Linked DNA regions of Homo sapiens: region 2 is linked to region 1. The links are chromatin loops, found by intact Hi-C in ENCODE. Cell type or tissue: CD4-positive, alpha-beta T cell. All regions are shown on one strand. Each heading gives the region's core, and the rest is flanking DNA. Links, peaks and the distances in the headings are about the cores only.

What was found. Peaks named below come from ENCODE experiments on the same cell type or tissue, not always from the same donor. Only the 100,000 strongest peaks of a DNase experiment are listed, where the experiment ranks them.
Region 2: it touches region 1 in a loop (4-fold over the local background); 4 of 110 quality-filtered maps call a loop at or near these places.

Annotation. Positions count from the first base shown.
Region 1 is chr22:40,051,851-40,060,263 of GRCh38, reverse strand. It overlaps a transcript of TNRC6B not described here. Among named protein-coding and RNA genes, the nearest start is that of TNRC6B-DT, 12 kb to the right of the region's middle. In CD4-positive, alpha-beta T cell, for the core only: no CTCF peak of the experiment used is centred there; DNase peaks (open chromatin) are centred at 1,793 and 4,513; H3K4me3 peaks cover 557 bases; H3K27ac peaks cover 1,671 bases.
Region 2 is chr22:40,285,267-40,293,679 of GRCh38, reverse strand. It overlaps TNRC6B (trinucleotide repeat containing adaptor 6B), which reads right to left. Exons shown (of 23, transcript NM_001162501.2): 12 at 7,910-8,035. Among named protein-coding and RNA genes, the nearest start is that of ADSL, 57 kb to the left of the region's middle. In CD4-positive, alpha-beta T cell, for the core only: no CTCF peak of the experiment used is centred there; DNase peaks (open chromatin) are centred at 3,329, 3,579 and 4,179; H3K4me3 peaks cover 269 bases; H3K27ac peaks cover 5,262 bases.

The sequences.
Region 1 (8,413 bases), core at 100-8,099:
GGGCAACAGAGTGAGACTTTTTGTCAAAAAAATAAAAAAATAATAAAAATAATAAAAAAAAAAGTCATGTGCATTTTTTATGTTAAAACTTTTTTTGCTAAATTAAAAAAAAAAAAAAAGAAAAAAAAAATGATGGCCGGGCACAGTGCCTCACGCCTGAAATCCCAGCACTTTTGGGAGGTCGAGGCGGGTGGATCACACGAGGCCAGGAGTTTGAGACCAGCCTGGCCAACACAGTGAAACCCCGTCCCATCTCTACTAAAAATACAAAACTTAGCTAGGCAATGGTGGTGTGTGCCTGTAGTACCAGCTACTCAGGAGGCTGAGGCAGGAGAATCGCTTGAACCTGGGAGGCGGAGGTTGCAGTGAGCCGAGACTGCACCAGTGCACTCCAGCCTGGCAACAGAGCGAGACTCCGTCTCGGGGGGAAAAAAAAAAAAAAAAAAAACCAAACTCTATCATGACCAATGGGGCTTATCCCAGGAATCCAGGGTTGTTTAATGTTCAAAAGTCAGTCAAAATAATTTACCATGTTAACAGACTAAAAAAGAAAAAACATATTTTAATATATTTTAAAAAGCACATCCAATGAAACAATCTCCATTCCTGATTAAAAACTCTCAGTAAACTAGGATTAAAAGAGAAATTCTGGAACCTGATAAAGTGCAACTATGAAAACGCACAGATCATACCACAGTTAGTGATACAAGACTAAATACTTTCTCCCTAAGACACAGGAGAAAAGCAAGAATGCCCACTCGTATCACTTCTGTTCAGCATGGTACTCGAAGTACTAGCCAGGACATTAAGGTATGAATTAGAACTCAAAGACTGGAAAGTAAATTTGTCTTTCTTTGTAAATGATATATTTGTTTAAAAAAACATCGAAATCTATAAAAATGCCATTAGAACTAATGAATGCAATTAGCAAAGTCTACGTAATTCATTATCATCACAATCATATCAGTAAGAACAAACTATATCCAAATGAAGGAGGCGTTACTTAAGAAAGGCTTTCAGGAAGACAAAGTTTCGAGAAGGCTTTTTGAGAGTAAGGGGGACAATGAATTGGCAGCCAGAAGCAGGGAGAAAATTTTACATAAGTCAAACCTTTATAGAGCATGGGGACAAAAAGAGAGAAAATAATATGGAAAACAGAGAAAAGATTGTACAGAACGCAAAGATTCAAAAGAAAGAAATGACAGTTGATAAATGGGAGCAGTAAACGAACTTGGCTGGAACAAAGGTGTTTGGATTTCACACAGTAAGGACAGGTTGCTAAAGAAAGGAAAAGAAAATAGTACGTAGGAAATGTTTTCTGGGGAGAAACTAGAAACAAGACAACTGACTAGAGAGCTATTTAAATAACCCAGAAATAGACCAAGGATGATTTAGATTCAGGATGGTGGCATGAACATAAAAATGAGAAGGTCAAAGTCCAAAGCCACAGAGAAAAGAAAAACTAAAGGATATGGCAATGTTTCCAGATTCAATGTGTCAGAATTTCAAGATTCAAGTACTGGGCAGGTGGGTTGCCAGCGACAGGGTATCCAACAGCATCACGCCTCTCCAGACGGAGGTGAAGTAGGGGCCCCTCTCCAGCCTCCAGTTACCTTTCTGAAAAGCACCCTGAATGATAAGCCCAAGGTCTGAAAAATAGGAGGTTAAAGCAAAGCAAGAGAAAATGACATGAAATACACATTTTTCAGTACAGTCAGTCAGTCTAGAGACTGTCTGCTTCCAAAGCTAACGTGCTGCATCGGTTGAGTCCCGGCTCTGGCCAGTTCAGGAAGCGCAGGCTGGCGCCACAATGTGCTAAAGCACATTGTGTCACATTGTGCTAAAGCACATTGTGCTAAAGCACATTGAGTCACAAGTTTTGGAGGACAGGTAGAGGGCCCCCTTTTTAAAGTTTTCAAACCATCCCTTACTGGCTTGAAATGTGATGTCTTTTACATCTTCATTCATTCTTCTTCTCTTTGTGATTTCTACCAAGAGCCTTTTTTACCGTTTATGTTTTGTTTTTGTTTTTTGGTGTTGTAAAAGTAGTATTTTCCCCTCTGAGCCTTTTGGCTACATACTGGGGTATGGGGCATAAAAAGATCTCCTCTTTCTGGAGCAGTCCACAGACCCACCTGCATGGTTTAAGCTGGAATCAGTAAGTATTGTGGCCTTTTGTTTAAGGCAATTGAGCCAAAATGCAAGATAAAACACTGTAAATTTTAAACATATTGGTGTAAAAATATAAAACTTGTATAGTAAAAAGAAGGTTGACAAAATTGACTAAAGAGTAGATGGTGAAATATTAACTTAAAATCTGTTGTCCATGGTACATCTAACAGGAAAGTCTTTATTTAGAAGGTCTACAGAGATAACATCTGAGTAAAACCTCTCCTCAGGAAAAGGATATTACTGAGCATGAGACACCATCAGCAGGATTTTCACAGGAGAAAGACATTTAGCTCCTCAGAGAGCAGCTGTTTCATCTTTTACTTTGGATTGCCTTCCTCCACATCAGAATCTTGTACCCAGCAAGTACCCAAGACATTTCTCTTGATATGCTGACCAGGGGGTCTCCAGGTTAGAAAGCCTGGTCCACTTCCAGTTTTTGAGGCTCGAGATATGTATATATATTTTTTTAAATAAAGACATGCCAAAACACCATTATGAAAATTCTGGGCCAGGCAGGGTGGCTCACGCCTGTAATCCCAGCACTTTGGGAGGCTGCGGATCACCTGAGGTCAGGAGTTTGAGACCAGCCTGACCAACATGGAGAAATCCTGTCTCTACTAAAAATACAAAATTAGCCGGGCGTGGTGGCACACGCCTGTGATCCCAGCTACTCGGGAGGCTGAGGCAGGAGAATCACTTGAACCCAGGAGGCGGAGGTTGCGACGAGCCGAGATGGTGCCATTGTACTCCAGCCTGGGCAACAAGAGCGAAACTCTGTCTCAAAAAAAAAAAAAAAAAACCTGGCATATTTTCAATGTACACATTTAATAAATCAACACCTTTAGGAAAAAAATTCAATGTAACTGTACTATTCACAAGAGGATTAATAAACATGTTCCCTTGTCATAAACCACAGATAGTGTTACCTGGTAAGAAGTTTAAAGGTATAATCAGTATCATCTTTCAATCCTGTGACTTTATCTCGACTGTTTACACCTACTATGTGCAAACCATTCTAGTGGGTGCCATGACAAAACAAAGTAGCATAAACTCATTTTGAGCTCAAGGTATCCAAGATGAGAACCCATGACGACTTCTTACTCTGTTGAGATACTACAAGGAACTTCCAATGAATATAGTCTACCTGTGCCCATGGGAGGAATCTGGTGGCCTTGCCCCATCAAATCTGCTACCATCTCTATTCAAGCAACTTCCATTTTTCTTTCTCCGCTGGGTGCTTCCTGTATATCTTTTAATAGATTATAGATTTTTCTTTCTTTTTTTTTTTTTTTTTGAGACAGGGTGTCACTCTGTCTCTCAGGCTGGAGTGTAGTGATGCAATCCTAGCTCACCGCAGCCTCCAACTCCTGGGCTCATGCAATCCTCCTGCCTCAGCCTTTTGAGTAGCTAGGACTACAGGCATGTGCCATCATGCTCAGTTGATGTTTAAAACATTTTTTGTAGAGATGGGGGTCTCACTATGTTGCTCAAGCTGGTCTCGAACTCCTGGCCTCAAGTGATCCTCTTACTCTGGCTTCCCAAAGTGCTGGGATTACAGGCATGAGCCACTGCACCCAGCCTGATTTTCTATCTTACTTAAAGGTGTTGCCTTCTCAACCTCGTCCTGCTTCCATTTTTCTCTGTCCTTTCTCTTCCAAACATCTTAAACTAAACTGCATTCATTACTACCATTCTCCCTATCATCACTTAGCTCCTTAGCCCTTTGTTATGTAGATCAAATACATACACAGAACTTGCAGAAATCGGCATTACCGTAAGTCAATTAACATCTTGTGAGTGTAATCAGCACTACCAGAGCATAATCACTTCTTCCCATTTGAAAAATATCAAGCTCTGAATATGCAAAGCTGAGAAACATTAGTTTAGCCAACAAGGTATGGACATCCTGCAACTGAAAGCAACTTAGCGGAAATAGAATGGAAGATGGCTAGAGATGGGGTGGATGGGGAAAGGAGACACTACTTAAGAGTAACAGGGAGAGAAAAATGGATAGGAGGAGACAGAAAAGGAAAGAGACATTGAAAACAAATAGGAGTAAATGAAGGAAAATGGGCTACATTTTTATCCAATTAATCTCCCTTTTTCAAATCTGGTTGAGAATTAAATTAGATTAATGTTAGCTCAGTGAACCACTTGGAGACTTGGAGATATGTAAAGACCTTCAAGCTGTAGGAACTGTCTTTCCCAGAACATATACCAGAGGCCCTTCTGGGTAGTCCTCTTTTCTGATTTCCTCTCTTTCACTGGTTCAGTGTCTGATCCATTTGAGATGGTATCAGCACTCACCTCAGGTGATCTAGAAGTCACTTCCTTTACACTCTCTGCTCCTACAGATAAGCTTAAATGAGTCACCACTTTCTAATTCCACCTAACATCATTTGCATGGTTATAGGTACACCACTGAAGCAAGTATATTAACTAGAAGTGACAAGTGCCGTTGTGGTTTATGATTATCTTCTCTGAATGGTACTCTATGCCTTTATGAATTCAAACATACAGATTCAGATCATTATTCTAAGGTCATTTCCTGTCCTAAACTGCAGTGGAGTAAGAGGCTGAGTCTGACATATCATGGTTCAACTGTAAGTCAGCTATTAGCCCTGTACCCTAATGCCAGCCTTGTAAAGCATACCGCTGTGCCGGTCATCTTCTCCACATACTAAAAACGCTCCCCCATGCCTCTACACAGGCTGTTCTCTCTGCCGGAAATGCCCTTTTCCTCCACAACTTAGTGTGAGTGTCACCTTCCCTGGGAAGGCTTTCTCAACCTCCCCATCGTGTTGATGACCTTCCTTTTCATCCCCGCAGCACCTCTTGTACTGTCTATTACAGCACTTATTACACTAAATGGCACTCATCTGTGTCCACATCTGTCTCACCCACCTGGCTGTGCATTCCTTGGGAACAAAGATCTCCTTTCGCCCCACCTCTGTAGTCCTGGCTCCTAGCACAGCATTCAGCATGTCTATGCATTCAAATGTTTAGTGAGAGCGTCATCATGTCAAGCCCAAGCATAATTTCTTTTCTTTTTTTGGAGACGGAGTCTTGTTCTGTCACCCAGGCTGGAGCTTAATGGTGCAATCTCAGCTCACTGCAACCTCTGCCTCCCGGGCTCAAGCAACCTTCCTGTATCAGCCTCCCGAGTAGCTGGGACTACTGGCGCGCACTACTACAACCAGCTAATTTTTTTTTTTTTTGTAGAGATGGGTTTCACCATGTCACCCAGGCTGGTCTCGAACTCCTGGACTCAAGTGACCTGCCTGCCTTGGCCTCCCAAAGTGCTGGCATTACATGCATGAGCCACCAAGCTTTGCCTAAAATGAGGTTTTTTAGAAATTCTATTTTAAATTCTCTTTCTTAACTTCATTTGAAAAAATATTTATTGAGGACCTACTATGTGCAACTCACAGTGCTAGATGTTGGTGACACAAATGTGAATAAAACAGAGTATTTTTATTCATGTAGCTATTTTCCAGAAGGGGAAATATAATATACAAATTAAATAATTATACAATTGATATCTTCTAATGTGGGGCGGGGTGATTAGGAAGTCATTAAAGAGGAGACACACACACTGAGCTCAGGATTGAAGAGGCATTAACTAAGGTTGGGCCTGCGGGCTTCCAGCTGTGAGAATAGTATGCTCAAGGAAGGGACCTTGGGTAGTGAAGAACACACATTTCCGGAACTTGAAGAGGGTCAGTATGGTGAGAGTACACTCAGCAAGGGGGAAGACAGTAGGAAAAGAGGCAGGGGACGCTGGCAGAAGCTTCACTGGGCAGTCAGTGAAAAAGGCAAGAACAAGAATTCAGGTTCTTATCAGGGTCTTTAGGCCTCACTGACAGTTTTGTTTTTGAGACAGGGTCTCACTCTGTCACCCACACTGGAGTGTGGTGGCGCAATCTCGGCTGACTGCAACCTCTGCCTCCAGGCTCAAGCTAGCCTCCCACCTCAGCCTCCTGAGTAGCTGGGACTACAGGCAGGCACCACCACGCCCAGCTAATTTTTGTATTTTTTGCAGAGACAGGGTTTTGCTATGTTGCCCAGGCTGGTCTTGACCTCCTGAGCTCAAGATATTCACCCACCTCAGCTTCCCAAAGTGCTGGGATTACAGGCACGAGCCTGTGCACCCAGTTATTAACAGTTTTAAGTAGGGGAGAAATATGATCAGATTTACACTTGCTTTTTAAGTAAATGTTTTAAATTAAGATATACACAGAACACATCTGTAGTTTTAAAAGATTATTCTCACTACAGTTTCAACAATTCTCTGAAGTAGAGAAGTTCCTACTTGCAAAAGAAAAAACTAAGACTCTGCAAAGCTAAGTAACTTACTTCAAGTTATTTATTTAACAAACATTTGAGTGTCTACGATATGACAGACACAGTACAGTATGTGCCTAGGGATGCAAAGATGACTACAATAGTCTCACTTAAGAAATTTGCAATCCAGCAGGAGAGACAGATTAAGAAACATGATATAATGTAGTCTATGTCAGAAATGAGTAAAGTCTAAGAGAACAGAGAGAAATTCAATCTTCCTAGGAAGAATTAACCATTTCACCTGTGTGTTAAAGGGGTATTTTTTTTTCCATACTGTAGTTTTTGAATTTTCAGTCATTCCTGCGCTTGGCACCCAGTATGCACTCAAGCAAATGTCAGCAATACAAATGAATCCAGGACTTTTGACTCCTAATTCAGAGACTCTCCAACTCTGCCCGAATTCTGGAAGACTTGCATTAATTACAATAATTATGGAACTATTTTGGAGCTCTACTTTTGAAGCTGCTTTCGGAGCCTGTTTATAAACCACAAAGAAAGTCAGTCTTATTAAAACTGTCAAACTTCATTAATGACCCAACCTGAAAATCCATAACAATATCTAAACATAGTTTTTTTTTTTTTTTTTTAAAGAAAATCTCCAAACACATCGAGTGGTATATGTTAAATACCTAAAGCTTTTAGTATGTCAGTCATACCTCAATAAGGTGGTTTGGGGGAAAAAGAAAGCACAAATCGACATTCAGAGGATGGTGAAATGCTCCCATGAAGACAACCAAGCAAATATACCATATACACCTTCGTAATTCATGATCTCTGTACTCAAAGGACTTACATTTCAGTTTCTAACTAGAAAGACAAAGCATAGCACATAAAAAGAATAAAAGAGAATAGAAGGTAACATTTGTTCATTTATTTAAAACATTTACACACTGCCTACTACTACACAACTGGTCAGAAACTGTTCTAGGGATACAAAGCGGGTAAGATAAATGCCTGCCTTCAAGAAACTCAGTCCTATGGGGAAGTCAACAATACACAGGCCAGACATGGTGGCTCACGCCTGTAATCCCAGCACTTTGGGAGGCTAAGGCAGGCAGATTGCTTGAGCCTGGGAGATCCAGACCAGCCTGGGCAACATAGTGAGACCTCATCTCTACAAAACATGAGCCAGGTGTGGAGGTGCGTGTCTGTAGTTCCAGCTGTTCAGGAGGCTGAGGTGGGAGGACTGCTTGAGCCCAGGAGATGGAGGTTGCAATGAGCCATGTTTATGCCACTGCACTCCGGCCTGGGTGACAGAGTAAGACCCTGCCTCAACAAAAAAAAAAAAAAAAAAAAAAAAAAATACAATACACAGCGTTGCTATTAAGCAGGTACACACAAATGAGAACACTGAGGCTGTGTACAGCTGCCATCAATTCTAATTCATCAGACACCGATTCTTATTGGTTCATGCTTTATCTGTTGTTAAATATTGTAATATTACCTCTGATTATAACGCAAATTGGTAAAGACCGTAAGTAATCACTATATGAAAAAAACAATGACACCAAAAAAATTGTTAAAAGTTTTCAGAGAATATGACGAGAACTTAAATTTTAATCTTAGGGTCCCCCTTTGATCTTGGGGTCCCCTTGTGTTTCTTGGCAAGGAAGGTTGGCACATTTGGATAAGGAAGCTGGTTCTAGGTGAGGGGAATAGTAGCCAAAAGACCAGTGGCTGGAAGTACCCAGGTATGGCCCTTCAACTATGTGGAGAGCATGGTTTAGAGTTGTGCTGTCCAACATGGTAGCCACTAGCCACATGTGGCTACTGAGCACTTGAAATGTGGTTACTCTGAACTGAGATGTCTATGAGCGAAAAATACACTCCAGATTTCAAAGGCTTAACTAGAAAAAAGAATGTAAAGTATCTCATTAATAATTTTTACCAATTACCT
Region 2 (8,413 bases), core at 120-8,119, 230 kb before region 1:
GGGAGACACAGTAACAGGGCAAGAACCCATTATTCCCCACCATTCCCCTACCCCCCTCCGCCCCCGCCCTCAGGCATTCCTACTACTCAAAATTAGCTAAAGAAACCACCAAAGTAAAACCTGCCCGTGACCCAGCAGTACCATCGAGAAATTCATCCTGGGAGACAAACATGAGAATATTATAGCAGGCCAGGCACGGTGGCTCATGCCTGTAACTCCAGCATTTTGGGAGGCCAAGGTGGGCAGATCACGTGAGGCCAGGAGTTCGAGACCAGACTGGCCAACATGTGAAATCCTGTCTCTACTAAAAATACAAAAATTAGCCAGGCATGGTGGCTGGCAGCTGTAGTTCCAACTACTTAGGAGGCTGAGGCAGGAGAATTGCTTGAACCCGGGGGCAGAGTTGCAGTAAGCTGCGATCACGCCACTGCATTCCAGCCTGGGCAACAGAGGGAGACTCTGCCTCAAAAAAAAAAAAAAAAAAAAAAAGAAAAGGATATTATAGCAGCACTGCTCATAACAACAAACATCTAGAAGCAATCCAAATGTCTATGAACAGTAGACCTGGTAGTAGAATAGGTAAATTATGGTATAGTCATATAATGGAATATCATATGAACCATAGCTGCCCAAATCCACATGGGAATATATTTGAAATAATACAAGTAAAAATAGCACAACAAAAGAAGGAGGCTCTATACTATATGGGTTAAGTGCAAAAAAGGCAAAATGAAAACAACAGATTGTTTAAAGACAGAGAGACACATGCAGAAAGAATATAAAGAAAAGCATAGGAAAGTGATCTTTAGAAGCCACCAGCTCGTATGTTCCATAAACTGACAATTTTAGAGACAATAAAAGTGTAATTTTTGAGAAATTCCTATCCCAGCCGTGCTCAACTTCTCCTTTCTTAGGATTGCAAATGTACTGCCCCTCTCCAAAGAATACAGAAGGACCAGGGAAAAGCGCCACTAGGCTCCAGGCAAACACCTGCTCACGCCCGCCTGGGCTGCAGAGGAATCACGGTGGTGCAGGTCTGCACATTCTCCATTTCAGGGAGTTAATTATTCTGGTTTAAAAGCCCTTCAATCTCCTGCTGGATTGGAGAAAGTAAAGATCTTGTTGCAATCGATATGGCATTTAACAAAGCACTGCAGGTGCAAAATGACAGCAATTTAAAGTCAGGACAAAAGCCTGCTGGAATATGTTACTTTCTCAATATTGTATTTGAGTAACTGGAGGAAACAGGCATGGTAGAAACCCAAGGCCCGGAATATTTGTAACAAATCTTAGAAGTTTCAGTGTCATCCTTTTTTTTTTTTTTTTTGAGATGGAGTCTCACTCTGTCGCCCAGGCTAGAGTGCAGTGGCACAATCTCAGCTCACTGCAACCTCCACCTCCTGGGTTCAAGCGATTCTCCTGCCTCAGCCTCCTGAGCAGTTGGGACGACAGACGGGTGTGCGCCACCATGCCTGGCTTTTTTTTTGAGACGGAGTCTTGCTCTGTCGCCCAAGCTGGAGCGCAGTGGCACGATCTCGGCTCACTGCAAGCTCCGCCTCCAGGGTTCATGCCATTCTCCTACCTCAGCCTCCTGAGCAGCTGGGACTACAGACGCCTGCCACCACACCCAGTTAAGTTTTTGTATTTTTAGTAGAAATGGGGTTTCAGCATGTTGGCCAGGCTGGTCCCAAACTCCTGATCTCAGGTGATCCACCTGCCTTGGCCTCCCAAAGTGCTGGGATTACAGGCATGGGCCACTGAGCCCGGCCTCAGTATCTTCTATGTTTACATTAACTACTGATTGCCCCTATAATGTGGTCAAAAGGAATATAAAATCTGGTATTTATCAAAACCTTTTAAAATATTAATGTGCTTTGACCCAGAAATTTCATTTTGGGCAACTAAATTTAGAAAAAATGTGGGCAAGGGTTTATGTATAAGGATTTCTCTGCAGCATTATTTGTAACAGGGAAAAATTAAAAACAATTTAATACTCAACAGTGGGGGAAGGGAATGTTAAGTAAATCAAGGTAAATCTACCTGATGAAACATCATTATGATCACCGTGAATGCTACATAGCAACAGCAGAAAATTCAAGGACACAATGTTAACATCAGGTTCTAGTGACCCTGAGTGCAATAATGTGAAAAGCATCCCTGTATATGAATAGTGTCTGAATAGGGAATTAGTAAAAATAATTCCTGTCATTGTATTTGGGTTGGAGGTTTCTTTAAGAATTTGTTTCTCCGCTATCCAAACTGTGTGTGGTTATCTTGTCTTTTTCATTTTTTTTTTTAAGACAGGATATCACTGTCACCCAGGCTGGATTGCAGCGGTGTCACCATGGCTCACTGCAGCCTCAACCTCCTGGGCTCAGGTCATCCTCTCACCTCAGCCTCCCAAGTAGCTGGGACTACAGCATGCACCACCATGCCCGGCTAATTTTTTGTATTTCTGTTAGAGACAGGTTTTGCCATATTGCCCAGGCTGGTCTTGAACTCCTGGGCTCAAGCAATCTGCCCATCTTGGTCTCCCAAAGTGCTGGGATTATAGGAGTAAACCACCGTGCCTGGCCTTTTCTTTCTTCAGAGTTACCCAACTGCTTCATTTTTTAGAAATACAGAAATGTTGGGAAAAGACAGAATAATCCAATATTTAATATTCTGCTCCCAGTATGCATTAAATAAATAAAACAAAATTCAAAAATGGAGGGAACACAAGTAATTTTCTTTTTTGGGTAGAGCAGACACTTTGGTCATAAAGAGATCTGTAGTACCCAAGTCTCTCACACAAAGTTAACTGCAACTTTCCCAACAATTCCACTTTTGAAATCACTCTGATATGCATCTTCCCATGACTTGATATATAGTCACCGAGCTCAAAATACATGCCCTGCTCAGGCTCCAGCAGTGAACACAGCAGGCCCAGACCCTGCCACTGTGAAGCTTATTATACTCCTAGGCGCGGGGCAGAGAGGGAGAAAAGACAAGGAGCAAGCGGGTCGGGGGGTGGGGGAGTGACAGGGCAGGCTGCACACTGTACGTAGCTGCCCTGAGAAAGCTCCTAGGGAAGGTGGCAGAGAAGCAGAGAGCTGAAGGAGATAAAGACTGAGCCATGCTGCCATCTGGGAAGGATGTTCTAAGCGTATGCTTGGTGTGTGGGGGCCACTTGGCTGGAGCAGCATGAAGGTATGGGACAGTGACCTGTACTTGTGGGGAGGTGGGATCACCAGGAACCTCAAAGACCAGAGTAAAGACTTTGCTTTTGCCTTGCATTCTCAGCGAGAGAACCAGCCACGAGGGGATTCCCGCTGAAAGAGTAACACAACCTGCCTTTTGTTTTAGCACAGTGCTGTGCAGAACTTCCTGCAACGCCGACACGTTCTACGTCTGTGCTGTCTGCACAGTGACTATGAACCAGACGTGGCTATTTAAGTTAATTAAAATAAAATTTAAAATTCAGTGCTTCCAGTCCAGCGGCCACATTTCAAGGGCTGATGTGGCTGACGGCTATCACACTGGACAGTGCGGTGTCAGAGAATCAGTCTGACTCAGACGTGAGACAGGCAAATGTTGAGCCGAGGCAGGGTGGGGAACAGGCAGGAAGTCACTGCAATAACCTAGACAGAAACGGCGGTGGCTTGGCCAGGGCCTGTGCTGTTGAAAGTGGTAAAAAAGGATCCGCTTTTGGATAAAGGTTTGAAGGGCAGTCTTACTGATGCAATGAACATGGTCACGAGCTCCAAGGTTTTTGGCCTGAACTCCTATAGGATGAGAGTGCCATTTGCTGGGAGTTAAGGGGATGTTTTTGAGGGCAGTGTGGGGTGAGATCAGAAGCTGTGTTTTGAACATGTTAACCTGTAAGGCAACCTATGAGTAGTCTGTGGAGTTGAGGAAAAATGATGTGGGCTGAAGACACAATTTTGGAATTCAGTGCTTAAAGTCATTCCACTTGGTAAGATCACCTGGCACTGACTACAGATGGTGAGGAGAGGTTCGAAGGTTGAGATCTGGGACATTCTGCTGAATATGTATTGAGAACTTGAGGAGGAACTCGTAAAGGAGATGGAGAAGGAGAGGCAGATGGAGAACCAGTGTAGTAGGTGTCCAAAAGCCAAACACAGGAAGTGCTTCAGAAAGGAGGGGAACTCTGTCAAATGCTGCTGATACACTGAGTAAGAAGAGACTAGAGAACAGATCATCATATTATGCAAGGAAAAGATCAGAGGTGACTTCCACAAGAAGGTTAATTCCCACTGTCGCTGCCTTACCTAGACTCCTGTACTAGTCCTGCAACTGCACTCTTTTGCTCTAGTACTCCTGCCATTCAAACATGTCCTCTATATTACTTCCAGTGTTTGTTTGTTCCCTCCCTCCCTTCCTCTTTTTTTCTTTTTTGAGACGGGGTCTTGCTCTGTTGCCCAGGCTGGAGTGCAGTGGCTTGATCGTGGTTCACTGCAGCCTCGCCTCCCAGACTCAATCTATCCTCCCACCTCAGCCTCCTGAGCAGCTGGGACTAAAGGTACACACCACCATGCCTGGATCATTAAAAAAAATTTTTTGTAGGCTGGGCGCGGTGGCTCACGCCTGTAATCCCAGCACTTTGGGAGGTCAAGGTGGGGTGGATCACTTGAGGTCAAGAGTCCCAGACCAGCTTGGCCAACATGGTGAAACCCCATCTCTACTAAAAATACAAAAATTAGCCAGGCGTGGTGGCGCATGCTTGTAATCCTAGCTACTCAGGAGGCTGAGGCACAAGAATCACTTGAACCCAGGAGGTGGAGGTTGCAGTGAGCTGAGTGAGAGAGAGACTCTGCCTCAAAAAAAAAAAAAAAAAAAAGCTGGGCACAGTGGCTCACGCCTGTAATCCCAGCATTTTGGGAGGCCAGGGCGGGTGGATCAGGAGGTCAGGAGTTCGAGACCAGCCTGGCCAACATAGTGAAATGCCGTCTCTACTAAAAATACAAAAATTAGCCAGGCATAGTGGCACACTCCTGTAGTCCCAGCTACTCGGGAGGCTGAGGCAGGAGAATCACTTGAACTTGGGAGGCGGAGGTTGCAGTGAGCAGAGATTGTGCCACTGCACTCCAGCCTGGGCAACAGAGTGAGACTCCAACTCAAAAAAAAAAAAAAAATTTGTAGAGATGGGGTTTTACTATGTGGTCCAGGCTGGTCTCAAACTCCTGGGCTGAAGCAATCTGCCTGCCTCAGCCTCCCAAAGGGCTGGGATTGCAGGTGTGAGCCACTGCACCCAGCATCTTCTAAACCTTAAATTTTCCTACATCACTACTCAGCTGAAAAATCTTTAATAGTATATTGTCTACAGCAGTGGCCAAACTGTAAGTGCACATAAAGATCACACGGGGGTGACTAAGTCCCAAAGCCACCTGTCACAGAAGACTGGAGACCTGGGAACTGTGTCTTTAAGTAGCAACCCAAATAATGGTTGTAAACCACGTTGAAAAGGATTGGCCCATAGGGCCAAGTCCCAAATCCTAAGCAAAGCAAACACCTTTTCCAAATTTGGTCCCATACTTCTTGTCTAGTTCCTTTCTTTTCTATTCTAAGACAGTGTGTGTGCATTTGTGTGTACGTTTCAACAAGCTCTAACTAATTATTCAGAGTAACTGCCTTTCCCCCAAATGCTATGTTCTTCTAGATATTATTGCCCCTTGCACATGAGGCTCCTGCTGCTTAGAAGGCACTTTTAATCTGGTGTGCTCAGAAAATTCTGACTCATTCTTTAAGACTCAGACGTCACTGCTAGTGTGAAGGCTCAGCCGATTACCCAAACTCTGTTAAACATTTCTATACATTTATCACACTATCTGCTGGGAATTCTGCTATCACCTCCTCCTCACCTCAACCCACCCCTCTGCCACCAACTCCAAGAGGCTGCAGAGAGAGAGATGGCATTTTCTCCATCTGTGCACGATGAAGACATTATCTAACATGCTACAGATATTTGATAACCATGGATGACTGTCAGCCTGATACCAAAGGATACTGTAAAGTATGTGTATGCTCCAAGACTTAAGAAGACACTGCCATTGTAGAGTGCCAGGGAAGTCAGAAATGGCTCTGTCTAAAGGACAAACCTCTACCTGGGGCTTGAAGGATGACTGGAACTTAGAGGGAAAGAAGAGGAGAGGTGCCAAGGGGACACAGTCCCAGACTCCCAGGCAAGACCTTGGAGAGGCAGTTGGTGGTGATGACGGGGAGGCAAGGAAGGGGTGTGGAGAAACCTGACCTCCCCCACTAAGAAAGATACAGACTCAGAACATTAAAACTAGAATTTGAAATCTATAGTTGATCTTTTCAAATAAATATTTTAAGCCCTGGTCTTAAAGGGCATTTCAAAAAACAAAACAGGCTGGGCACGGTGGTTCATGCCTGTCATCCCAGTGCTTTGGGAGGCTGAGGTGGAAGGACTGCTGGAGTCAAGGAGCTTGAGACCAGCCTGGGCAACATAGCATGACTCCACCTCTACACAATACTTAAAACCAGCCAAGCTTGGTGGTGTGCATCTGTAGTCCCCAGCTACTTGGAGGCTGAGGAGGGAGGACTGCTTGAGCCCAAGAGTTTGAGCTTGCCATGAGCTATGGATCACACCACTGCACTCCAGCCTGGGTGACAGAGTGAGACTCTACCTCCAAAAAATAAAAATAAATAAAAACACAAAAACAACAAAAACTGAACCTTTACAACCTGCTGGTTGGATCTAATAAGCGCTCCCATCTTCTTTTAAGGATGAAACAGACTCAAAGCTTGGTTTATTAAAATAACATTCTAAGGAGGGACTAAGGCCACACACTGAATCCTTGCATGAGCTTATCAGCTATTACTCTATCCTCACGCCTGCTTTCTCACAAAGGGGAACAGGGAAAGTATGTGGTAGACTAACACAAATCTCTCACCTTTATCCCCAAAACAAAGCACCATCTCTTTGCACATCTCCTACTAAGGGACAGACCTAAATGGTTCCCATGGTATCCAATGGACTATGTCGTACACAGAGCTGCTCATGAATAAGAGTTGAATCCAGGAGTCTCTGCTACTTCATTAGTTCTAAAACTCCCCCTAGAGCACCTAATTGCTATGTTGGCATACAGCTCCTCAACATTTTCAGAATAATCCAGAATCTGGCAATTCTCATTTTCTATTTTTTTTTTTGAAATGGAGTCTCGCTCTATAACCCAGGCTGGAGTGCAGTGGCATCATCTCGGTTCACTGTAACCTCTGCCTCCTGGGTACAAGCGATTCTACTGTCTCAGCCTCTTGAGTAGCTAGGATTACAGGCATGTGCCACCATGCCCAGCTAATTTTTGTTTTGTTCTTTATGCCTGGCTAATTTGTGTTTTTTGGCAGAAACAGGGTTTCGCCATGTTGGCCAGGCTGGTCTCAAACTCCGGGACTCAAGTGATCCTGGCCTCAAGCACCTTGGCCTCCCAAAGTGCTGGGATTACAGGCATGAGCCACTGTGCCAGGCTGAATTCTCTTTTTATCTTTGGGTGAATCCTTGAGGGCAACCAGCCTCTGAACATTGACACATCAGAACTTATAAAGCAGTTTTAATTATATGCAGTTTCAAAAAATATAGTTAGAAAAATAGGAGATCTAAAAGGAATAGAATAATAAGCTTTTCATGCAAAAATATCTACTTTGTTGGTATGCATGATGAAATAAAAAATGAGATTTGAGATTTTGTTCTAAAAGTCTTCATCTTTGGCAGCTAGATATTTCATATTTTACTCTACTTGATCTTAGCCAAAAGGTCAAGAAAAGATGGCTTTTTCATATTTTATGCTACTTACTATCATTCTTTTTATGCCCACAAAAATCAGTTAACAACTGGTAATGATGTGAAATGGTCTTTCATTTTGAATCACAGGAACGTAAAATTGCTTACCTGGGGGGAAATAAACTGGGGAGGCACTTGCGCCCGGAGACTGGGAGAAGAATTTAGTGGCTGCACGGGTGTGTGCAGACCTCTCGATTGTGCTGTGCTGTTTCCAAACAAACCATGACTACCGCCCTGTAAACAGAAAAGCAGCAGTAAGGCTTTTTGTTAACATAAGAAAATGCAAGTAAGAAACAGTTCTGGTCTTTTAGATCCCTCAGAAGAATCACAGGCTGTGTTCGATGGAATAACAGAATTTTGTAACTGAGAAGTTCCTTATCTTAGAAGGCTTGGGGCAATTACTCAGATTGACTCATGGGCACCTGTACAGTTTGAAGAACTCTATAAACGGAAAGGGTTCAATGTCATCAAATATTAGGAAAAGTCCTACATTCTTTTTTGTGAACCAAAGATATAGGCAACATAACATTTATTTCAAGTACTCTTCTTTGCGATTGGGTTTACCAAATTTATTCTCAAACTTTATAATCTGAGCTCCATCTTGAAAGGCAC